Linked DNA regions of Mus musculus: regions 1 and 2 are each linked to region 3. A link is a loop called in an ENCODE intact Hi-C map of the cell type or tissue named here. Cell type or tissue: heart. All regions are shown on one strand.

Region 1 (8,000 bases), 110 kb before region 3:
ACCCAGCACCTCCAAGAACAACAGCAAAAAAACACTAAAGGGAAGGCCATACTTTAATTCCAGCACTCGTGGGTGAATCTCTTGAGTTAAACGCCAGCTTGGTCTACCAAGTGAGTTCCAGAATAGCCAGGGTGACACAAAGAAACCCTCTCTCAAAAACCAACCAACAAACACCAAAGAAACAAAAACAAGAAAGGGGCTAGAGACAAGTTGAGGAAACGGGATGACATCGGGTGCTCTCAGAAGGCATCCCCCATCTATCAAATGACATTTGAGCTGAGGTCTCAACTAAGGTCCTTGCTGCCAAGGGGGAAGATCAATTATGCAAAGCCTGAGTCCAAGAAGATGGAAGCTACTTAAAGAGCTTGGTTTCCTTGAAGGTGAAAATGTCTGGTTTAAAGTAGCGGCATAAAGAAGGACCCCTTTGACTGCAGTGCAGAGAATCAACTGAGAGGCAGCTAAGGCAGGAACAGTTAATCTAGTGAAGGCCCAGTGTACTGTCTCTTTTCTTTAGTCTCTCTGAGTTCTAGGCCAGTCTGGTCTACATAGTAAGACAGACAGAGCTACAGTGTGAGACCCTTTGGACGTGGCTGGGTACTGAAGTCCAGGCAGGAAATGGTGGGACTTGGTGCAGGTTATTACTGCTGAGAGAAATGGTTCAGTTGTGTGGCTGGAGCCAGTGATTTGCTGGTGGTTGGAGAACCAAAGGTTAAGAGTGGTTCCTGGTGTTCCCTAGGAGACAATGGATAATGTATGGAGGTGTTAACAGTCTATACCCTAAGAAGACAAGTTAGGCACTGTGATGGTTTGTACATGCTTGGCACAGGGAATGGCACTATTAGGAAGTATGGCCCTGTTGGAGTATGTGTGTCACTGTGTTTGGGCGTGGGCTTAAGACTCTCACCCTAGCTGCCTGGAAGTCAGTATTCTCCTAGCGGCCTTCAGATGAGATGTAGAACTCTCAGCCCACCCTGCACCATGCTGCCTGGATGCTGCCATGCTCTGCCTTGATGATAATGGACTGAACCTCTGAACCTGTAAGCCAGCTCAATTAAATGTTGTCCTTATAAGAGTTTCCTTGGTCATGGAATCTGTTCACAACAGTAAAACCCTAACTAAGACAGGCACCCATCCCGAAGAAGTCAAAAGGGACAAATGAATCATTAAAAAGGAAAATGTGGGCTGGTGAGATGGCTCAGTGGGTAAGAGCACCCGACTGCTCTTCTGAAGGTCTGGAGTTCAAATCCTAGCAACCACATGGTGGCTCACAACCATCTGTAACAAGATCTGACGCCCTCTTCTGGATTGTCTGAAGTCAGCTACAGTGTACTTACATATAATAAATAAATAAATAAATAAATAAATAAATCTTTAAAAAAAAAACAATTAAAACCCATTTAAAAAAAAAAAGGAAAATGTATTCAGTGTGGCTACTTTGAGAAGATACACTGAATTTCTGTGCCCTTCTTTCCTATCTAACCACATTCAATACATCTTTTCTGCATTTGCTTCTTTTTAACCAGAGACGGTACCCCTAAGAAGAAAAACTGGGTAACCAGCCTTCTTACTGTCATGACATAAAGGAGGGAGACATCTAGAGAATGAAGGCCAGAGATGCCGACCCCCTCTAAGTGTGCACTGTCAGCACCCAGATAAAGTCTGTCTATAATTTATGTGCATTGACATTTGCCTGCATGCAAGTCTTTGTGAGGGAGTCAGATCTCCAGGACTGGAGTTACAGGTGTGAGCTGCTGTGAGGGTAGGTGCTATAAACTGAACTCTGGTCTTCTGGAAGAATAGTGCTCACTCTGAACTAACTAGCCGTCTGGCAAGTGCCAAAGCTTATGGATTTTTGTAAACACAGAGTTCCACTCGATAAAGAGGTCGGAGACCAAGGAAACCAAACTCTTGGCATTAGTGAAAACGTGCTTAGCTCAGTCCACCTCCCCTCCCTCTTTAAATCTAGGAAACAGCTGTTGTGTGCACTCACTGTTCGAGGCATGTGCTAAGAGTTTTCATTATTTTAGTTCATCGGTTAATCCCACAAAACAATAGGGATCTCCTAACGGGATGCTGGGGAAAGCCAGTGGACTACACTTAGGGGAGGGCCTCACTTATTATATTCATTGTTAGCTGCTGACATCTCTCTACAGATGAGAAGGCTGAGGTCCAGGTTACACAGCTCATCGGGAATCACACATTCAGTACATAGAACTGTAAGGCAGCAGCCCTCACCTTGGAGCTCTAGATGCCTGTGGCTCTCCTCAGTGATGACACACTGTCTCCAGACACTGCTCCTTGTCTCCAGCGGGACACCATGCTGTCCTAGAAGCAAATCTCAGGAAGCAGCAGTCCACCTCACTGATGCTTCCTTCCATTCATGGTTTCTCCTGTTTACCTCTGTAGGCTCTCCCTGCCAACAAACCTTTCCTTCTGTCCATATTTTTGTCTGAATGTAACAGTAAAAATCCATACTCAGACAACTTTCATCCACTAGGAGACATGTACTTTTTTACCATAATTAAAAATGATAAGGTTTTATTGTTGAAAATTTTTGGCTGTGAGCTGAATATACTCTGTATGAACATTTGGGTTTTTTTGTTTTGTTTTGTTTTTTGTTTTTTATTTTTTGAGACAGGGTTTCTCTGTGTAGCCCTGGCTGTCCTGGAACTCACTTTGTAGACCAGGCTGGCCTCGAACTCAGAAATCCGCCTGTCTCTGCCTCTCAAGTGCTGGGATTAAAGGTGTGCGTGCGCCACCACCACCCAGCCTGTATGGACATTTGATCTGGTTTCTATAATTCTGCAGTTCCATCATTAAATTTATCTATGTGTGAAACACAGCGTCTCTTTTTTTGTCTTTATGAGACTTATGTGGGGTGGGTTTTTTTTTTTGTTTGTTTGGTATTTTGGTTTTTAGAGACAGGATTGTAGCCCTGGCTGTCCTAGAACTCACTCTGTAGCTCAGACTGCCCTCAAACTCACAGAGGTCCACCTGCCTCTGCCTCCCCAGTACTGGGATTAAAGGTGTGCACCACCACTCCTGGCTTCTTGTGTGGGTTTTCTAATGAGCTGGTTCATTCCCCAAAAGGTTGAAAAGATGGATATGCTTGCAGACAATGACCTGAAGCAGGTGCCATCAAACTGTAATGCATGAGGGGCAAACGAGCAGAGACTTCTGGGAACCTAAGTCTTACAGCTTGCACCCTCATACAAACTCCCTCATAGCAATATGGCTATGACTGTGATGTTGGTTGGCACTGCCAGTCACCAGCTTTGTCATCCATGTGGTGGGTAAATGGAGGTAGGCAGTTGTTGGGGGTCAGTGCTTAGGGCAGCTGATGGGGGTGGATCAGGATACCTAATGGGCTGCTGCAATTGGCAGCCAGAGGTTAGAAGCACCTCAGCAGACATTTCCCTGAGGGAACAAAGCTTAATTTACTGGGGCTGGCACACCCTGTGGCCATCAGAAAAACTATGAACTCTTTTAACTCTTTGGGGCCCGTGAGAAAGAGAAGGAAAGGAAGAAAATTTTCTCTCTCTCTCTCTCTCTCTCTCTCTCTCTCTCTCTTACACACACACACACACACACACACACACACACGCACACACGCACACACGCACACACGCACATACACACACATTCTCACACACTGAGTGAATGAAACAAAAGGCAGGTCCGGTACATACATACAAATATATACATAATGCATACATACAGACCTACAGACAAAAATATACACAAAGAGCAAAGCTCTGGCAAGCAGGCTCCAAGCATTTCACACATATACATATATACACATAATTGGTTGATGGAGCAAACTCCAACCCCCATTTACACAAACCTTACACACATACATACATATACACAGTTGATGGATGGAAGGAACAATGTTCTAGCCCCCACACTTAAATTTTTCTTCCATAACATATATCCCAGCAAAATCTTTCGAGCAATATAAAAGTACAATGTGGCCGGGCATGGTGGTGCACGCCTTTAATCCCAGCACTCGGGAGGCAGAGGCAGGCAGATTTCTGAGTTCGAGCCAGCCTGGTCTGCAAAGTGAGTTGCAGGACAGCCAGGGCTACACAGAGAAACCCTGTCTTGAAAAACCAAAAAAAAAAAAAAAAAAGAAAACAAATTATTTCCAAGAAGCCACATACATTTGTAAGTAAGTAGCTTGTTATAGATTAACAAAGGTAAGCAAGCAGGTAAGTTTTTTTGTTTGATTGTTTGTTTGTTTGTTTTTCTAGACAGGGTTTCTCTGTGTTCCTCTGGCTGTCCTGGAACTCACTCTTTAGACCAGGCTGGTCTCGAACTCAGAAATCCGCCTGCCTCTGCCTCCCAAGTGCTGGGATTAAAGGTGTGTGCCACCACGCCCGGCTTGCAATTCTTAATCATATCAGGAAGCTGAGGGCAAAATGGGTATAATCATCACCAGGCCAGCCTCAGTGAGAGTCGCGCCAGCCCGTGCTGCCATTGTTCTTGTTCCCTGACCACAGACGGTCCCTAGCTCAACTATTAAGTGTGTCTTTCTGGACTTCAGATTGTTCCCTACATCAGAGCTTAGGGTTTTCATACAATTCTTAGAGTAAGAGGGATGTAAGGGCCACAGGCAGAGCAGAGCTCCACAACAGCATGAAGCCCTCAGGGTTATCCCGCACTGAGGCTCATCCACGAGGCTGTGGCCAACCACTGAGCCAAATTCCACAGGTCTAAAGCCATTTGTTGTTCCTCCTGCATGACCCTAGGCACAACGTGCCATCCCACGTAAAAAGGACGAAAACATTTCTCCACTGTGGGCTCTGTCATGAAGTGTCTACGTGACAGGTGCAGAGGCACTTAGAAAAGCAAAGAAGTCAAAGTAGCAGGAAATACCTTTCTGTGACTAAAAATTCCACCAGCACTGGAGAGGTTGAAGCAGGAGTGTAGAGAGCTCCAAGCTAACAAGCATGGGGTTCATTGTAAAATCCTCTGTGTGTGTGTGTGTGTGTGTGTGTGTGTGTGTGTGTGTGTGTGTGTGTGTGAGAGAGAGAGAGAGAGAGAGAGAGAGCGCACACACAGCACATTGAGGGTATATCTCAATGATAGAGTGCTTGCTTAAAATGTCCTAAGACCTCAGTTCAATCCCTTCCACCACAGAATTATTTAAAAACTGAACAGAGGGGGAAAAAACTAGTTCAATGTTCTCAGCAAAATGGAAGGAAGGCAAAGCTCTAAGTAGTTTGATTTTACCTGTATGGATGTCCTTGGCTCCATACAATAATTAATGTCTCAGTCCTTGGGCTTCAAATATACATGAGCTTATGTTGTACTCACCTTAGCTTCAGTTGTCAGAGACATCGCTTGTCCAAAGATATTAGCTGGGAGGCTCCAGAAATAACTTAAGTTTTATTTATTTTATGTATATGAGTACACGGTCCTTATCTTCAGACACACCAGAAGAAGGCATTGGATCCCATTATAGATGGTTTTGAGCCACTGTGTGATTGCTGAGAATTGAACGCAGGACCTCTAGAAGAGCAGTCAGTGCTCTTAACCACTGAGCCATCTCTTCAGTCCTTTTTTAGTTTATTTTTATGTGTTTGAGGGATTTACCTGGATCTATGTCTGCCACAAGTGTGAAGTGCCCAGAACGCCTAGAAGAGGGCATCAGATGACCGATTGTGCTGGGCTCTGGACTATAAAAGCTCCATTCCAGAAAAGGGCTCAGCTCAGCTAGTGCAAGGAGCCACACTCCAGGGACTTCCAGGGCCTTGTATATCCCCTACCACACCATCTCCCAGGCCACTGGAAGCCCAGCAGAAGTTTGATAAGTATGTGCATACTCTATTTAACCTGCTCTGGGTTAAATGACTGAGGGAGAGAGCATTGCAGAGCGAGGTCCCAGCTTTTTGATCATCCAGGTCACTTTCCGGGTACAGGAGAATCGTAGACCCTCTAGCCAGCTCCCTCACTGGCTATGCAGTACTGTAGCAGCTGTTTCTTTCTAAGAAAAGACCCTTCTGTCTTTCTCCAGACACTATAGGATGTGATAGTGAAACTGCTATGGCCACTTTTGACCAGGAAGGGAAATTTGAGGGAGTAAAACCAGGGCAGTGTGGATAAAGAGGACTCAAGCACTTGACCCTAAACCCGTTGACTTTTGGACTTCTGATGCAAGATGACACATTTCCTCATTAAAATTAACTAACAAAAAAGGATGCCCTCATCTACTGCTAAAGGGAGGGGAGCATCCAAACAGCTCTCCCTGGACAGCACAAAATCGGAAGCTCTGTAAGGTAAGCAGCTCAGTGCTTCCCTAATAACCATTTTTCTCGGCCAGCAAGATGACTAAGTGGATAAAGGTGCTTGCAGCTACGTCCTGATAACCCAGAGTTCATCCCAGGACGGAAAATGGCAGAAGCAGAGAATCAACTCAGCAAAGTTGCCCTTAGACTTACACACACACACACACACACACACACACACACACACACACACACACAGACACAAACACACACACACACACACACACACACACACACACACACACACACACACAGAGAGAGAGAGAGAGAGAGAGAGAGCACAGAAAAAAATAATACAAGTTTCTTTCTCCTTAATAACAATGGCAGCTGGGCCTCCTAATGTCCAGGACAGAAGGCAACGTTGCAGATGTTTGTGGCAAATGTATTTTTTTGTTTGTTTGTTTTTTGTTTTGTTTTTCGAGACAGGGTTTCTCTGTATAGCCCTGGCTGTCCTGCAACTCATTTTGTAGACCAGGTTGGCCTCGAACTCAGAAATCCGCCTGCCTCTGCCTCTGCCTCCCGAGTGCTGGGATTAAAGGTGTGCGCCACCAAGCCCAGCGTTTGTGGCAAATGTGATGTAAGGACCAGGCTGGGGAGGAGAGCTGCTTCCTAGGAACTGACTGCTGGAAGAAACCTATATTTTGCCTCTTGCCCTTTTATCTTTCTTCTCCTAACATGAAGTCCCAGCCTTAGATGGAGTGCTAAGATGGTCAGAACAGAAGCCTGGGCCCTGAGGAAGGACTGGAACCACTTCAGTGTGTCTGCCCGCTTTGCCTCGGCCTACCTTCTCTTTTAGTTTGTTGTTGTTTTAAGTAGAGTCCTTTTTTTTTTTTTTTTTTTTTTTTTTTTTTTTTTTTTTTTTTTTTTGGGGACAGGGTTTCTCTGTATAGCCCTGGCTGTCCTGGAACTCATTATGTAGACCAGGCTGGCCTCAAACTCAGAAATCCACCTGCCTCTGCCTCCTGAGTGCTGGGATTAAAGTCGTGTGCACCATGCCTGGCTTAGTCTTGTTATATGGCTCAGACTAGTCTGGAATTGGTGATTCTGCCTCAGCTTCAAGACAAGTGCTGGGATTACAGGCTTGTGCCCCTGTGCTTGGCTCTAATGTTTCTTTTCTGTATGAGAGAAATAAACCTAATTTTTTTATTAGATATTTTCTTTATTTACATTTCAAATGCTATCCTGAAAGTTCCCTGTACCCCCCCCCCCCAACCTGCTCCCCTATCCACCCACTCCCACTTCTTGACCCTGGCGTTTCCCTGTACTGGGGCATATAAAGTTTGCAAGACCAAGGGGCCTCTCTTCCCAATGATGTCCAACTAGGCCATCTTCTGCTACATGTGCAGCTAGAGACATGATCTCTGGGGGTACTGCTTAGTTCATATTGTTGTTCCACCTATAGGGTTGTAGACCCCTTCAGCTCTTGGGTACTTTCTCTAGCTCCTACATTGGGGGCCCTGTGTTCCATCCAATAGATGACTGTGAGCATCCACTTCTGCATTTGCCAGGCACTGGCATAGCTTCATACGAGACAGCTATAACAGGGTCCCTTCAGGAAAAATTTTCTGGTATATGCAATAGTGTCTGGGTTTGGTGGCTGATTATAGGATGGATCCTCGGGTGGGGTAGTCTCTGGATAGCCCATCCTTTTGTCTTAGCTCCAAACTTTGTCTCTGTAACTCCTTTCAGGGTATTTTGTTCCCTATTCTA
Region 2 (8,000 bases), 68 kb after region 3:
CAGTGTGGTGATGATGCTGTGTGTGCTCTGGACAGGCTGAAGGCAGTGTGGTGATGATGCTGTGTGTGCTCTGGACAGGCTGAAGGCAGTGTGGTGATGATGCTGTGTGTGCTCTGGACAGGCAGAAGGCAGTGTGGTGATGATGCTGTGTGTGCTTTGGACAGGCTGAAGGCAGTGTGGTGATGATGCTGTGTGTGCTCTGGACAGGCAGAAGGCAGTGTGGTGGTGATGCTGTGTGTGCTCTGGACAGGCAGAAGGCAGTGTGGTGATGATGCTGTGTGTGCTCTGGACAGGCTGAAGGCAGTGTGGTGATGCTGTGTGTGCTCTGGACAGGCTGAAGGCAGTGTGATGATGATGCTGTGTGTGCTCTGGACAGGCTGAAGGCAGTGTGGTGATGCTGTGTGTGCTCTGGACAGGCTGAAGGCAGCATGGTGATGCTGTGGGTGGGCTGGACAGGCTGAAGGCAGTGTGGTGGTGATGCTGTGTGTGCTCTGGACAGGCAGAAGGCAGTGTGGTGATGATGCTGTGTGTGCTCTGGACAGGCAGAAGGCAGTGTGGTGGTGATGCTGTGTGTGCTCTGGACAGGCAGAAGGCAGTGTGGTGATGCTGTGTGTGCTCTGGACAGGCTGAAGGCAGTGTGGTGATGCTGTGGGTGCTCTGGACAGGCTGAAGGCAGTGTGGTGATGCTGTGTGTGCTCTGGACAGGCTGAAGGCAGTGTGGTGATGCTGTGGGTGCTCTGGACAGGCTGAAGGCAGTGTGGTGATGCTGTGGGTGGGTTGGACAGGTGGAAGGCAGTGTGATGATGCTATGGGTGGGCTGGACAGACAGAAGGCAGTGTGGTGATGCTGGACTGGACGGTCACTGCTGCCATCTCCGAGGAAGAGGACACTGAAGCTCAAGTAAGGGATTTGTGCTGTGGCATTCGTTCCTGCTCGCCCTACAGCCTTGCCCTACAGCATTGCCCTACAGCCTTGCCCAGCTAGGGGCCAGTCCTCTCCCTCCAGCTCTTTACCTGTGCTTGGTGGCGCTGGCTCACCTAGGCTGGTGCCTTTGTAGTGAGGGGGCCTTAGCATGGTGGTGCATGGCACAGTGGCAGCTGTGACTTCCTACAACATTGGCCACAGTAGAACTTAACCGTGCCCTGTCAGCATTAGTGGTCACTAAAACTGTGTTCAGGAGCCATACCAGTCTGGACTCTGCCCCTCAGGGAGGTAGATCTGCATATGGCCACGGGAGCTGACTGAATTTAGTGTTGAACTGTGGTCAGTATGGACTATAAAGGTCCCTGCAGAACTCAGCCCTCTCAGCTCTCCATCTAGAGAAAATACCAGCCCGTTTGTAGTCGATAAAGGATAAAGATGTTAATCTGTCAGCCTCGTAAGTGGTAAGTGTAAGGCCCAGCCTTCTGTATGTGCAGCTTGTGTGTACAACATCTTTTCTAGAACTGAGGCTGCAGGGTGGGGTGGGATGGAGGTGGCCAGGTCCTCACATCACGTACAGCACTGCTCAGGCTCATTGGGGCCTGTGCCCCTGGTACAGGTGTGTATTTGGTTGCGTTCGGGGAGAGTTAGGGAGATAATGGCATGAAACTCAGCCTCTGAGAGACCCAGGGCAGGGGGCAGAGGCACTGAGCCCTGGTGGTATGTGACAAGTTACCGGGCTATTTGCTAGGGCTCCTCCTTCCCCTGATATCTGTTTTATGTTTTGTGCCCTTAGAGTACAGATCTAGTGTCCCTGGGCTCTGGACCAAGCTCTGGGCCACCTTGTACTCTAGCCAGTGCCCTTTCCTCACTGCTGACCAGTTCCTGCTTTTATTTTCTCAGCCATGGCAAGGGCCAGCTTTGAGCAAGATGCTTGCTGTGGCCAGTAGGAGTCGCCTCAAGCTTGGTGAAGCATCACCTGGGCTGAACCTAGGCAACCATCATCAGGGTGTTTCCCCCAGGACCTGGCAGATCCATCAGCCTGAGGCCCTCTGCCTGAGTTTAGGCAGACAGGAAAGCCCTCCTCTTCCTCCCCTCCCCTTCTCCCCCTCCTCATTGTCCTCCTTCTCCTCCTCCACAGAGGTGTTCTTGATAGCTCCTAAAGCCATCTCATTTCCTCCTGGCAGCCCTCAAATCCAGAAAACACTGGAGTGGACCTTAGCTGGGGTTCCAAGTTTGTCCAATGGTTTTTAAACAAAGGCCTGGGTCTCTGAGCATTAGGACTAAGTCTTTAGGTACTGTGATTTGGCTAAGAATTCAGTCCCTTGTATCCCCCAAGAGCAGCTGAGTTGCTCTGTGACAACCAGAAAAAAGCACACTCCAATGATCCTGGGCATCCTTTATTTTTTGCATAGGCATAAATTAGAGACTGGAGAGGTTTGTTTCGTTTTGTTTTGAAAGAATCAACAGTGCAGCATTTGTGACAGGAGAGCACAAAACAAGCCCGAGGGGGCTGTACAACTTGCCATTTCACCCGAACACTAACCGGGCTGCCTTGCAGCTCCTCTTGGCCCCTTCCATAGAGCAGGCAGGACCAAGCCCCTCAAGAGCCAGGAACTAGAAACTGGGTAACAGCTGGTGCCCCTCAGAATGGGGCTAGAAATCAAGCCTGTGGCTTTTTCAGTTAAAAACAAAAACAAAACAACAAAAAACAGACCTTGAGAATTCTATATATAATACAGCAGGGCCAGCCGTTGAGTCTAAAAGCCTCTTCCTCCTCTCCACACAAGTTAATGTCTCCCTCCCTCCTTCCCTCCCTCCCTCCCTCCCTCCCTCTCTCCCAGCCCCCATCTAACTGCCACCATAGAGGCCAGAAAGGAAGCAGTGTAAGCAAGAGCTGAGAGCCCAAGAGAGTTGCTGTAGAGTAGACAGGACCACTCTAAATGGGGTGGGCTAGTGTAGCCCCTCTACCTGTATCTTGAGCCACACTGTGGCTATTGGCACTGAATCAGGAGAACCCCCAAAGTCATCTCCCCACTCCTCTAGACAACCCTGCAGAATAGCCCCAAAGCCAGGGCTGGGTCCTCCCTGGGGGGTGGAAAGCTTGCTGTGGGGCACAGGCAGGATGCAGCAGGAATGGGAAACAGAATAGACCCTCACCCCACATCAGGAAAAAAAGCAGTGGTCCCAGCACTGGGAATCTCTTAGGTTGGCACAGACAACAGTCGTCAGAGGCACACAGGAGCTGGTTTCCTCCCGTTTGCTAGGAACCCCAGGCTCCTACGGGCCATGGTACCCTCCATGCTGGAAGAGCTCAGCAGCCTCGGTGTCCTTTACCAGGCACTTGCCAGGGACAGTCCCAGCTGCACAGTGCTAAGCACTGTCCTAAAGGCCACAAGACCCCCCAGCTTATCCCTGGGGCTCTGGCTTGGTATGCCCATGGCTTTGGCACCTACCAGGAGTTAACCGGTGCCAGTCCCTCCACCTCACTTCTGATCGCAGTCCCCCAAAGTATGCTACATATATACACCTGGTAGGCGCCTAGCTCTAGGGGGAAGACTAAGAGAGGCATAGGAGCCTGGTGGCTTGGCTTATGCAGGGAGTTCTACGTGCTGCCTCTTCACTCTTGCTCCTGGAAGTCAGCGCTAAGAAGCATGTGCAGGCAGCGGTGGGGTGCTGGGCACCTATTTTCAGAGCAGGGTAGATGCTGGGAAAGATGAGCTTCCCACGTGGCTAGCAACAGGCCCAAGATCTCAGAAGACTAGTGGGCAGGCTCTCCGTGCACCCGGAAGCGGTAGATACACGTGTACTCAGGGTGGCCCCAGTTGGTCAGGATCCGAAGCTCCACAACTTGGTATGTGGCCATCTTAGAGGCCTAGGGAGAAGAGAGGGGGTTCAGAGTCACAGAGTGCTTTAACACCTCAGCAACAGAAGGGGTGGGGCAGGGAACCAGTCCAGCAGCCAGAGGTCTCCTGCCCCGGAGCTCATGACAAAAACAAAAAGCTGAATTTCTAAAGTTTCTGTTTCCTGGAACAGAGTTTCCAGGCCAAAGGCCCTTGGGGACTTTGGGGTTCCTAAGGGTCACCACCCTCAGTGAGGCAGCCCTTGGGCCATATGTGAATTGTAGTTCATCTAAGAATTCATCCCCAGTCATGGTTAGCATTATCAGTGCATAGAATGGTCATAGGAAGCTTGTTTGCTTTTTTCTCAAGTGTCTAGCCTGTATGCTCTGCTTAAAGCTATCGTGTTATAGGACTGAAGACCTGGCTCAGTTAAGAGCACTGGCTGCTCTTCCATGTAATCCAGGTTCAATTCCTGGCATTCACATGGGGCAACTTGTAATTGTCTGTCACTCTGGTTCTAAGGGATCCAAAGCCCTCTTCTGGCCTCTTAGGACACCAGTACACAGATGACACACAGACATATATACCAGCAAAATACACATACACACAAAATAAAGTTAAACAAAATGAATTAAAATGAACTGACCTATATTCCTAGCTCCAGAATCTGCCTCTAAGAGGACTAGGACATCTGACACCCATGTGCCCTCCCTGAGGCCCTAGCTCTCTGCACATTGATCATCTTGAACACCCTTCGCAGTCACTTCCTTGTCACAACCCTTCCTTAATAAAACTCACTTCGGCGGAGCCCCTGATCAGAAAGCTCTGGATGCTGCCATCTGTGTCACTGACAGGAGAGGGTCATCTCCACCCTATACCCTGAAGTAAGGCAGGGTAGGAAGATAGGCCCATCCCTGATTCCTCTGCCGGGTAGTGCAAATACTGGATCCTAGAAGATGTCTACTGTTGACTGGGAGTGTGAGGCACCATCCCACAAGCACACAGCCCTGTACCTGGAAATAGAAGGTCTGGATGGGCTCCCCATCCTGGTCGTAGGCAAACGTGCCAAGAAGTGTCCCTTCCTGCTGCAGGTCTTCATCGAAGCCCTACAGAAAAGCAGACAGGGAGGAGTCAGGGAGGACCACCTCCCTCGTACATCATGGTCTCTCCCTGGCTCTCTTTTAAACCTCTCACTGCCAGAGCCACCTCAGTGTGACTCTCAGCAAAGACCCCACATAGCCCACTGAAGATCAGGTACTCACAAAGATGGCGAAGTCCTTGGGAGCACTGGAGATAGTGCTGTTGGGTGACAAGGCCTTGGGCACGTGCTCTAAGGTAACGGCTGTAGGTCGGATTCGAGCAGAGAGGCGGACCACTGCAAAGCCCTGGGGCCCCTGGAAGGCCCAGCAGTTGCCTGGGTGCACATCTGGCTGGAGGGGGTGGGAGGCATGTCAGAACAGGGCCTCTAATCCATCTGTGGCTGACTGAGACGGGCATCCCCCACTGTGTTTAGAGTGCCCACCTGCAGAATGACCCGAGGTGACTGGGAGTGGTACCACAGGGGGATGCCAAAGAGGCTGAGGAGTGCCGTCTTGGTCTCATAAGTCTCAGAGCAGCGGGTGCTGATAACACTGGCTCCTGTCACAGGAAAGAACGATTTTAAATCTCAAAGTGGGTTGGCCCACTACTCAGGTAGTGGTTCCAGGACTAAAAAGGCGGCCAGGGAAGAGACTGCTACTGCCTGCCTTAGAGAGCATGGGAACAAGTTCCTCAGGCCCACCCCTTAGCTCTAACCTAGTCTCACAGAGCCATTCCCAGCCAGGGGTCCACTCTGGCTCATGGCTTCCCTCAGCCACCCTTGCCTTGGATGGGAGTCTAGTTTGTGCTGGTGTCAAGCCTTGTGTGCTTAGCACTGTGCTGCCTGGCAGACCTGGGGCCTCGCCAGTGTAAGGACCAGGATACGGTGAATTGGTGAAGGCACACACACCTCCTGATTCCAGGGCGTAATCCACCATTCCAATCCTGTCCTCACTGTAGCGCTGCAGGGCCTGCTTGACGATCCGGTGCACCTGCTAAAACATGCCCCAGGCAGACATGGGATGTGATTGGGGCATACCAGGTACTGCGTGCATATCCATGAACTGGCCCTGCTGAACTGGCACCAGTAGTACCCAAGCAGGCTTTGTTCATTCCACCACCCACACACACTGAGCCCAGAATCTACACCTGAACCTCCAGCCAGGAGGGTCTATCATGTCCTAACACACATGAAGAGCTGGCAGTGTGAGACTTCCAGGGGAGAGGCAGCGTGTTGGGGGAACAGTCATCCCTTACCTCCTCTGTCACCCCAACTATGCCTTCTTTCTGCAGTATCTGTCCCAGGGACGCTGCGGCCTCCCTGGCTGACTTGCCCTGCATCTCAGCCATCTTGGTAAGGATCTTGTTCTCCAGCTCCTGCAGCTGAGCGTGCATCTCATCTCTCTGCAGGAGCCCGCTGCGCGCACCCCTGTCTCCAAGAAGGAACTGCCTGATCCAGTCAGGGAACTGGGATTCCACCTACAGACAAAGGCAGTGTCACTCAGAAGCTTGCACTAATGGCAGGGGCAGCTATGACAGGGTGGGTGGGCTGTCACTGGAGGAGGAAGCAGAGCTGGAAGGGAAGGCTGGAGCCCCTGAGAGAGGTGTTAGAGGCTAGGAACTCTCCAGGGAACAGAGACTGGGATTGGAAAGCATTTTCCCCAAGAGCCTAGGCCTGCATCAGATCAGCCATGCATGCGCCTCTAGAACAACAGGCCAAAGACGCTGCTCCAGCTGACAGATGCCCCCTCCCAGGCAGGTGGTCTCAGAGGGGAGGTGATTAGTAGGGCTCTGGGTACTTCCCGCTCACATCAGCCCTGGCAGCCTGGATCTTCTGTGGCAGCAGGCCCACTTCATCTGCCACCGAGTTCTGCTTCAGAGTCAGGGCAGCCAGCTCCTGCCGCAGGCTGGCCAGCTGGGCTTCCAGCCGTCCCAGCTCCTTCACAGAGCTCTCCTGGAAGGCCTCCTGGGTCATGCTAGTTCCAGATGGAGGGAAGCAAGGTAAGGCCACACTGAGGAAGGATGAGGGACCCCTGACTGACTCCTGTCATAAGCTGGAAGCCCATCACTGTGTGTGAAGTGCCAGGGCTGCCCTTGGAGTCTGGCAGTAGAACACAGCCCAGGAGCTTGGGTTTGCCTGTCTCACAGCTAATTCTGACCTGATTCTCTGTAGGCTTGGACAGCACAGTTCACAATGCCACAGCCTGCCATGCCTTCACATCTAGGTCATAAGAGCAGAAGGCATACAGAAAAGACCAGCCCACAGGCTCCAGTTTCACTGCCGTGCCTGTCCCTGCCTCCCCAAGGCCTTACCAACCTGCCTTGTACCGTAGAGGCCATAGGCAGGATCCTAAGCTAAGTCTCAGTCAACCAGGCAGAACCCTAACGGGGTGGCAGAGCAGGCCATGGCCAGGTGGCTGCCATTACCTTTTCCATTCTGTCTTCAGCTGCTGGACTCGGGCTTCGGACTCCTAAGAGCAGCAAGAAAGGGCAAGAATAAGCCAAGATGAGTTCAGAGAAGTCTGAGAGTTCTACATGGGAGTGTTTGCTTAACCACGACCTTGAACGGGTGCCCCAGCGCTTTCAGCAAAGATCAAAGCAGGGGAAGTCCTGTGAGTCTCAGCCCTTATCAGACTCATTCCCACCTAGGTTATGTTCACTGAGCACAACACACTCAGCACAGACACCACCCTTGCACCATGCACATCCCGGGGTCACTGTGGACCGTCTGTCCAAGGCAAGTTCAGGCCCCAGAGAAGGCATGAGACTATCCCACCCCCCTCTACTCAACATCCCAGCAGTATCCATGGTAGAACCAAGGACAGATGTAATTGGGTGAGATCCCAGTGCAGGGCTGCATGCCTAGCCCACTGACCTGAGAGGCCTGGACGATCTTCTTGAAGAGATCTTCCGAGTCTTGGTGATGCTCTGCCCTCAGGGTAGCCAATTCTTCCTACCAGATATGAGGACTGGTTGTTTTGGGTGTTTTTTTTTTCTTCTTCTTCTTCTTGTTTTCTTTTGAGGCAGCATCTCTCTATATAGTTATGACTATCCCAGAACTCCCTCTGTAGACAAGGCTGGCCTTGAACTCAGAGATCTCCCTGCTTCTACCTAAGTGAAGTGTTGGGATTAAAGGTGTGCACCACCACACCAAGAGGG
Region 3 (8,000 bases):
TTAAAAAAAGATTTGTTTGTTTATTTATTTAATGTATGTGAGTACACTGTCACTCTCTTCAGACACACCAGAAGAGAGCATCGCATCCCATTACAGATGGTTGTGAGCCACCATGTGGCTGCTGGGACTTGAACTCAGGACCTCTGGAAGAGCAGTCAGTGCTCTTAACCACTTCTCCAGCCCTGGAAAGCTTATTCTTAACAGGATTTCAAATTGCATGTAATTTGAGTGAGTGTGAGTGTGTGTGTGTGCGTGTGTGTGTGAGTGTGTGAGCATATGTGTGTGTGTGTGAGCATGTGAGTGTGTGAGCATGTGTGTGTGTGTGTGTGAGGGAGCGTGTGAGCTTGTGTGTGTGAGGGAGCGTGTGTGTGTGAGTGTGTGAGCGTCTGAGTGCGTGTGTGTGTGTGTGTGTGTGTGTGTGTGTGTGTGTGTGCTGCGGAGGGCGGGGGGAGGGCTTCATAGAAGCAAGCGGTAACTTGCCTAGAGGCTGACAGAGGCTATGTTAGCTAGGACATCACTCCCTTTGGCTCCTAGACTAGGGTTGGGCATTTTTTTTCATGGGATTCTCCATCAAGGAGATCAGATTGTAGTTGAACCTGAAATGGCCTCAAAAAGAATACAAGACAGAGGAGCCTATGCAGTCTCCTGCCCTGTCACGTGTAAGCCACAACGCTTTCTAACTCTCAGGAGTTGTAATCGCAGGACAACAGTCCATCGCCTCAGCACAAGCCTTCAAGGGCTTTCTGTTTCCTCAGAAAACTGGCCCCATCACTATTCTTCGTCCCTCGCTTTGGGGTGCTCTGGCCTGTCTCCTGGGCCCAACTTTACAGCACATCTCCCTCGCTAATGCAAATGACCTGGCGATAATGAAGGCCAGGGCCTTAGGTCTTAGCCTCAAGCGGCTCATTCACAGGAGAGGAGCAAGATGGAGCTTCATGGGAGACACTAACCCAGGTCTCCTCAACTGTGGTCCTTCCTGCACCCTGGTCTCCCAAAACACTCTTCCTCTCCACTCTCTTCTCCCCAGCCACACATCCAGAGGCCTGGCTCATGGACTTGTCCCGGTTTCCTAACATGATATGCTCTTTAAAAAAATATTTTTGCCGGGCATGGTGGCGCACGCCTTTAATCCCAGCACTAGGGAGGCAGAGGCAGGCGGATTTCTGAGTTCGAGGCCAGCCTGGTCTACAAAGTGAGTTCCAGGACAGCCAGGGCTACACAGAGAAACCCTGTCTCAAAATAAATAAATAAATAAATAAATAAATAAATAAGAATAAATAAATATTTTTATTAATGGGGACAGCACATGACCATCGGGCACACATGGAGATCAGAAAAAAACAACCTCAGAGAGTCAGTTTCCTCCTGCCACCCGGGTCCAGAGATAGAGGCCAGGTCGTCAGGCTTACGTGGTGAGCACTTGCGCCTGCTGAGCCATCTAGCTGGCCGGGTCATGCAATGCCCCTATGCCTCTGCACATGAGGGTCCTTGAATGGATTTGGCCCTGGGGTAAGGCATCCTCTTTTGAAAGACCTAGAATTATCCCAGGCCACCAGAACCAAGATTCTTGTATCTACTTTCATCTGTCTCAGCACTTACTAAATAAAATTGGCAGGCTTTGGGTACCCAGCCAAATCTTGTCTCAAAAAAGAAAACCTGAACTGGAATGACTTCTTTCTCCATCATAACAATTACTTGGGGTGGGGGCAGGGAATCACTAGGATTAGAGACATCACTCCAGACTTGTTTGTTCTTGGAAGAAGTTGTCTATCACAGACTGTAGGAAGCACAGAGGTCCTTGTGCTCACAGATAAGCTCCAGGGAAGCTAGGAAAGAGATGGTCTCCTCAAAGGAAGAAATGTGTGCTGGAGAGATGGTTCAGCGGCTTAAGACTACTGACTGCAGCCGGGCGTGGTGGTGCATGCCTTTAATCCCAGCACTTGGGAGGCAGAGGCAGGCAGATCTCTGAGTTCGAGGCCAGCCTGGTTTACAGAGTGAGTTCCAGGACAGCCAGAGCTATATATAGACATATATATGTCTATCTATAGACAGAGGTTTTATATATAAACCCTGTCTTGAAAAAACCAAAAAACCAAAAACCAAAAAACTACTGACTGCTCTTCCAGAGGCCTTGAGTTCAAATCCCAGCAACCACATGGTGGCTCACAACCTTCTGTAATGGGATCTGATGCCCTCTTCTGGTATGTCTGAAGGGAGTGGCAGTGTACTCACATACATAAAATAAATCTCAAAGGGAGAAATGTATATAACCTGTTTTCTTACCCAGAAGGCACTGGTATAGTTAGTTCATTAGCATGGTGACCTTAGTGCTAACTGTGTGACCAGGCCATAGACCACAGAGATTCCCCCAGACCCTTTCTTGACCTTGTCTGTTTCAGTCGTCTATAGACTAGTCTTCCAGAAGACTTCCTTATCTTGAGCCTGTTTTCCCAGTTATCCATAAAACCCATCTTTATGGAAGATCTCACCTGTACTTTGCTTTGTACGTTACTTTGAGATATCCTACCTTAAGCCTTGCTATGCACATGGGATTGAGCTATTTATCACCAGGATTTTTTTTTTAAACAAATTGTGCTGTGTACAAAGATGCCTAAAATAAACTATTCAGGGTCAGATTCTAAGTTTGAATGGACACCAGCTACTGAGTCCTGTTGAACCAAACTGCCTTCATATCTCCCTCTGATCACTACTCTGCGGCCCTGTGGTTGCAGATATCCCTCCATCTCCGACCCCTGTACTGCTCCAAGTTGGTTGGGTGGAAGGAAAGGCTGACTCAGACCCCAGGCCAGTACCGTTTCTTGCCTCCTGCTCTTACCCTCACAGGCCAAGCAGCAGGAGATGAGAAGAGGCAGGTGCATCTCAGGGCTTCTCCTTGTCCTCCTACCCATTCCCCAGAATGGCTGGAAAATTACACTATGTTCTAGACTCTGATGATGCTGTCAGGAAGCTTCCAGCTTTAGCCGAATGCTATTACTCACACCTAATGGGACAACTGAGTAGTTTCTAAAGAGGAATGTTTAAAATACACACATCGCTCCGGGCTGAATTCTCCCTCCTACCATTTAAGGATACGTGTGCTCTGGGGCCCGGTAAGCTTTCTACTGCCGTTGTCTGCAGAGGAGGGAAAGCAAGCTTCATTGAAAGCCGCGCTATGGCAAGCACTGTGCCAAGTGCTGGGGGTGGATGCGTGGGAGCTGAGGAGCCCTTCCCCTTGGGGCATTGTGGCAGCTGGGACTGCCGATCCCCTGCTCAGAGTTAGCATTTGATAGCATGTGAAATGCAGACTGCGGTACTGGTCCTCCGTCACCATCAACGTCGAGCCACTCGGTGACTATTTACTGAGGACTTCCCACAGACTAAAAAGTGTGCTCCAACTGGGCACAGGATGGTAAACTGAGCCAGACTGGATCCATAGCCCTAGTGGGGCTATTGAGGTAGACTTGTAAAATTAAAATAAGTACATAATTATAAAGTATAATTCATCAAAATTCTGTATGTAATGATGAATTATATAACTCATGACTGCTTCCAAAGAAAGTACATAGGGTTATGAGGTGACAGTGTGGTTTTGGGTATTTGTTGTTGTTGTTTTTGTTTTTGAGACAGTGTCTCACCATGACGTAGCCCTGGCTGGCCTGGCACTTGCTATGTAGTCCGAGCTGGCCTCCAACTCACAGAGCTCCTCCTGCCTCTGCCTCTGAAGTGCTGCAACAGTTTGTTCTGACCTAGTTACGGAGGTCAAGGTGCTGAAGGAAGAGCAGGAGTTAACTGGCTGATGGGGAGAAGAAACAGCTCCCAGACAGAGGGCAACGAGGCTGGAAGGAAAACACTCCTGGATGCTGCCCAGCCCCACGGCCACTAGCCACACACCAAAACAAAAGTTCTGAAATTTGGTTAGCGTGACTAAAGAAATTAATAACCAATACATGGTAAAAATTTAAAATATTTGTTTATTCGTATTTTGGACAAACCGAGTTAAGTGCAACAATAGTCAAGTTAATTTAATCTGTTTTGAATTGACTTGTTAAAAAGCCTAGGGCCGGGTATGGAGCACTAGCCTTTAATCCCAGCGCTCTGGAGAAAGAGGCGGGAGGACTTTTGTAAGTTGGGAGAGCAGCCAGAACTACATATTGAGCCCCAGTCTCAAATATCAAACAAACAAAGCGGGGCTGGTGAGATGGCTCAGTGGGTAAGAGCACCCGACTGCTCTTCCGAAGGTCCGAAGTTCAAATCCCAGCAACCACATGGTGGCTCACAACCATCCGTAACGAGATCTGACTCCCTCTTCTGGAGTGTCTGAGGACAGCTACAGTGTACTTACATATAATAAATAAATAAATAAATCTTAAAAAAAAAAAAACAAACAAAGCAAAAGGGTAGGGGTTGAAGGCAGGCTGGGTGTGTGTCTGTAATTCCAGCACTGAGAGGCTGAGGCAGGAGGATGAGATAAGGAGTACCCAGGGAGACTTTATCTCAAAATACGAAAGGTGCTTCGGGGATAGCACCGGTAGAGGGCGCACAAGGTTTAATATCAAAAAGCTTCTAGAGCCTGGCGGTGGTGGCGGACGCCTTTAATCCCAGCACTTGGGAGGCAGGCGGATTTCTGAGTTTGAGGCCAGCCTGGTCAACAGACTGAGTTCCAGGACAGCCAGGGCTACACAGAGAAACCCTGTCTCGAAAAAAACAAACAAGCAAACAAACAAACATACAAACAAACAAACAAACAAAAAAACTTCTAGAATGATCGCAACTTTCAAATGTGTTCTGCTTTATGTTTCTGTAGCGGTTGCTACACTAGATATGGTTGATTTTGATGTGGAATTCTCTCTTCGAACGCTGTGTGGCAAAGGTGGAGGAAGACTGCTTGGAGCTGGGTCCTGTCCTTTATGGTGGGATGACCTCGTACACCCACTAGGCAGCCAAGAAACGCCTCCTGGATGGCCATTTCTTCATTTACCAAACCGAGCTACAATGTCCTTAGGACTTGAGGAATCCTGGAGCTGACTCTCCAGTTCTCTACCCCTTGTACACTGGGCAACCTTCCCTGGACCTCAGTTTCCCTTGCTTGTGGGAGTGTGGAGGAGGCAAGACTGGCAGGAGCCAGTTTGCTACTGGCAGGGAGTCGTCATATCTGTCCGTCTGTCTTACCTGAAAGCTTCGGCAGAAGCGTCAGGGCGGGTTCCGCCACCAGCCCCTCCAGTGACCGGACCAAGCTCCGGATGTCCGCCAGCATCCGCGGCCCAAGGGGCGCGGTTTGCTTTGTGGCCGGGGCGGGGGAGCTGCAGGTCGGTCCATTTTGCTACTGTGAGTCCAGCCTGGGTCACCACTTAACATTTTTAACACAACAAAGCAGCTTTCGGCCTGCTTTGTTGCCAAGGAAAACGATTACTATGACGACGGCGGCGCTGACCCGGGGACCAGACCAACGTATTTAGGGGGTCATGCCTCTCCCAGCCTATGCCACAAGGCATGTGTGTATCTCCAGAAGTCGTGCCCAAGGCATGTGTGTATCTCCAGAAGTCGTGCCCAAGGCTTTCTTCTATTCGTGAACCTTAGAGAGTCCGCAGGGGCTCCGCTGCTTCGCGGAGGCTCGTCTCGGAGCTGGCTCCCTCTGCATTCTCAGTGGTAGAAGCCAGAGAGGCTGCGCATGCGCACGATGGTTGCCCGGCGCCGGCCAATCGCGGTCGCGGCGGTTGACGCGGCCTGGGCAGATCCTTGCAGAAAGCTGCAGGCTAGCTCGGGATTCCGGCTTCGCAGACAGGTACCTCTGGGAGCGGCGGGCGGATATCCGTGCCAGTAGTGGTGGGTGGGATGCCCGGGTACCCCTGGAGAAGCGGGCAGGCTGGACCGTGGCATGCTCCGCGGGCACCTCTTGCGACGGAGACTCGGAGATGGTGTTTTGACCCCATCCTTTGAAGGTCTTCTCCTAACCCGTACAGAACTCTTTGGGTTTTGTGACCCGTGAGACTGGCTGGCTCTTAACTTTTTCGAGACACCTTTCCCTTTGAGAATCCAGTGAAAACCAAAGATGCTTCCTTCCTTTATTTTTTGTCAGAATGAAGAGAATGTATTTTATAGCCTGATGCAAACTAAAGCTTCGCACAGTAAGTGCATTTCCCTGTAAAGGGGGACAATTTGATCTACTTCTCAGGGTCATGGTGAGCATCAAATGTCCCAACAGTTTGTAAACATGAAAGCACTCTTAACCTACGAGCTGCAGGCTGTTATCATTCGTGATTATAAATAAGGGACGTCACTGGCCGGAGAAATGGATCAGAGTCTCAGAGAACTGGTTGCTGTTGCAGAGAACTGGGATTCGATTCCCAGCTCACAAACGCCAGTAACTCTAGTTGTAGAATCTGCAGACACAAGGCACGACCATGGTATCCCAGGCAAAACACTCAGACACATTAAAAACAACAGCAAACAAAGCCTTTGAGGCCCTTGGGGGATGATAAAACGTTGGACTCCCCAGAGGGTGAGCAACAGGGTTGGTTGGGAACCAAGTGCAAACCTTTAATTTTCTTGGCCCATAGTCTTCTATGAGAGAGCTTCCCTAAAGAACCCTAGGATACCTTGAACGGTGTGTGTATGTGTGTGTGTTTAAAAAAAAAAATCTGTGAAGGGGACTAGAGAAAAGGCTCAGTGAATGTGGGTACTTGCTGCTCAAGTGTGAGACCATGGATTCAAGTCCCCAACATCTCAGTTAAAAGCCTACCACAAGCCGGCGCGTGGTGGCACACGCCTTTAATCCCAGCACTCGGGAGGCAGAGGCAGGCGGATTTCTGAGTTCGAGGCCAGCCTGGTCTACAAAGTGAAGTTCCAGGACAGCCAGGGCTACACAGAGAAACCCTATCTCGAAAAACCAAAAAAAAAAAAAAAAAAAAAGCCTGCTACAAGCTCGGACCCCTGCAATGCTAACACTGTTGGTGGCGGAGACAGGATTGCTTGTGCTCGCTGGCCGCCAGTCTAGCTCCAGGTTCAGTGAGAGACCCCATCTAAAGGGAATGCAACAGGACACCTGACGTCCCCCCTCCAGACTCCGAATCTGCACACAAATATTAATAAAGTGGATACACACACACACACCTACCTGCACATATGCATGCATTCAGCACATAAACACATAATTGGAAAAAAAAATGTACCATGAAGCCTTGTGGTTTTATGACTTCTCTCTACTTGTTTTATTTAAAAAGCTGACCTCTTCCCCGAGCCTAAGTGATGTTACTGATTTTATGAGCATTGCAGGACGTTGTGCTGTGACTAAAGCTAGTGTGCCGGTGAGTGTCGTGATACTTATCGAGACTGTGATAAGTACCGCTCTGCATCCGGGAGTGAAATCCGGGTGTCGCTTCATGGCTTTAGGATGCCATCCAGGCTGAAGTTCCCGTACTTGGTGATGTTCTTACTGGCCAACGGGAATGGTAGAAATTTCCTCCCTGGCTCCACACTGTGATGCTGGCGAGGCCAACTCGTGACAGAGTTGCCTGAGGTTAGCATCACTGTGAAGCCACACAAACTTTGGTTCCAATGCCCGTTCCCACCAAAGACCTTGGCTTTCCAAATGGGGTGACTAGGAGAGGCATGTCGAGGGGCAGTTGTGAGTGAAATGGGTTTATGCAAAGGCCTTAGCCTATACTGCCTGGCACATAAGAAGCACCCAGCACATGGAAGCTCCTTCCAGAACTATTAGGACCTCAAGCCTTCTTTTGCTGTTCTGTATAAATGGATAACTCTTCCCAGTAGGTACTGCGGTAATTGGCAATCATCAAGGTGTAAGATGTTCTAATGGATAGAGAACAGTGAAATGAGGTCGCTGATCTGTTTGACTTTAGGAGACGGAAGTGCTGGTGTTTTCTCGCTGGGTCAGGAAGGAGAAGGAAGTGCTGGCGTTTCCTCACTGAGTTAGGGATGCCTCTCTTTGGCAGCATATTCAGCCCAAAGAAGACCCCTCCTCGGAAGTCGGCCTCTCTCTC

What was found. Peaks named below come from ENCODE experiments on the same cell type or tissue, not always from the same donor. Only the 100,000 strongest peaks of a DNase experiment are listed, where the experiment ranks them.
Region 1: it touches region 3 in a loop (2.1-fold over the local background); 3 of 42 quality-filtered maps call a loop at or near these places.
Region 2: a loop joins it to region 3, with 3 times the contacts of the local background. A loop is called at or near these places in 2 of 42 quality-filtered maps.

What each region holds. Positions count from the first base shown.
Region 1 is chr15:79,547,876-79,555,875 of GRCm38, forward strand. No RefSeq gene overlaps it. Among named protein-coding and RNA genes, the nearest start is that of Ddx17, 5.1 kb to the left of the region's middle. In heart, no CTCF peak of the experiment used is centred here; no DNase peak of the experiment used is centred here; H3K27me3 peaks cover 2,459 bases.
Region 2 is chr15:79,721,765-79,729,764 of GRCm38, forward strand. It overlaps Sun2 (Sad1 and UNC84 domain containing 2), which reads right to left. Exons shown (of 18, transcript NM_001205345.1): 10 at 7,717-7,794; 11 at 7,269-7,312; 12 at 6,652-6,817; 13 at 6,099-6,320; 14 at 5,752-5,836; 15 at 5,287-5,402; 16 at 5,027-5,194; 17 at 4,778-4,870; 18 at 2,304-3,796. The coding sequence ends at 3,683. Among named protein-coding and RNA genes, the nearest start is that of Sun2, 17 kb to the right of the region's middle. In heart, a CTCF peak has its summit at 1,873 (motif pointing right); DNase peaks (open chromatin) are centred at 1,877 and 3,826.
Region 3 is chr15:79,653,512-79,661,511 of GRCm38, forward strand. It overlaps Fam227a (family with sequence similarity 227, member A), which reads right to left and starts at 5,445. Exons shown (of 18, transcript NM_029407.1): 1 at 5,170-5,445. Cby1 (chibby family member 1, beta catenin antagonist) reads left to right here and starts at 5,716. Exons shown (of 5, transcript NM_028634.3): 1 at 5,716-5,782; 2 at 7,860-8,000. The coding sequence starts at 7,936. In heart, a CTCF peak has its summit at 4,530 (motif pointing right); DNase peaks (open chromatin) are centred at 4,520, 5,370 and 5,700; H3K4me3 peaks cover 2,173 bases; H3K27ac peaks cover 1,559 bases.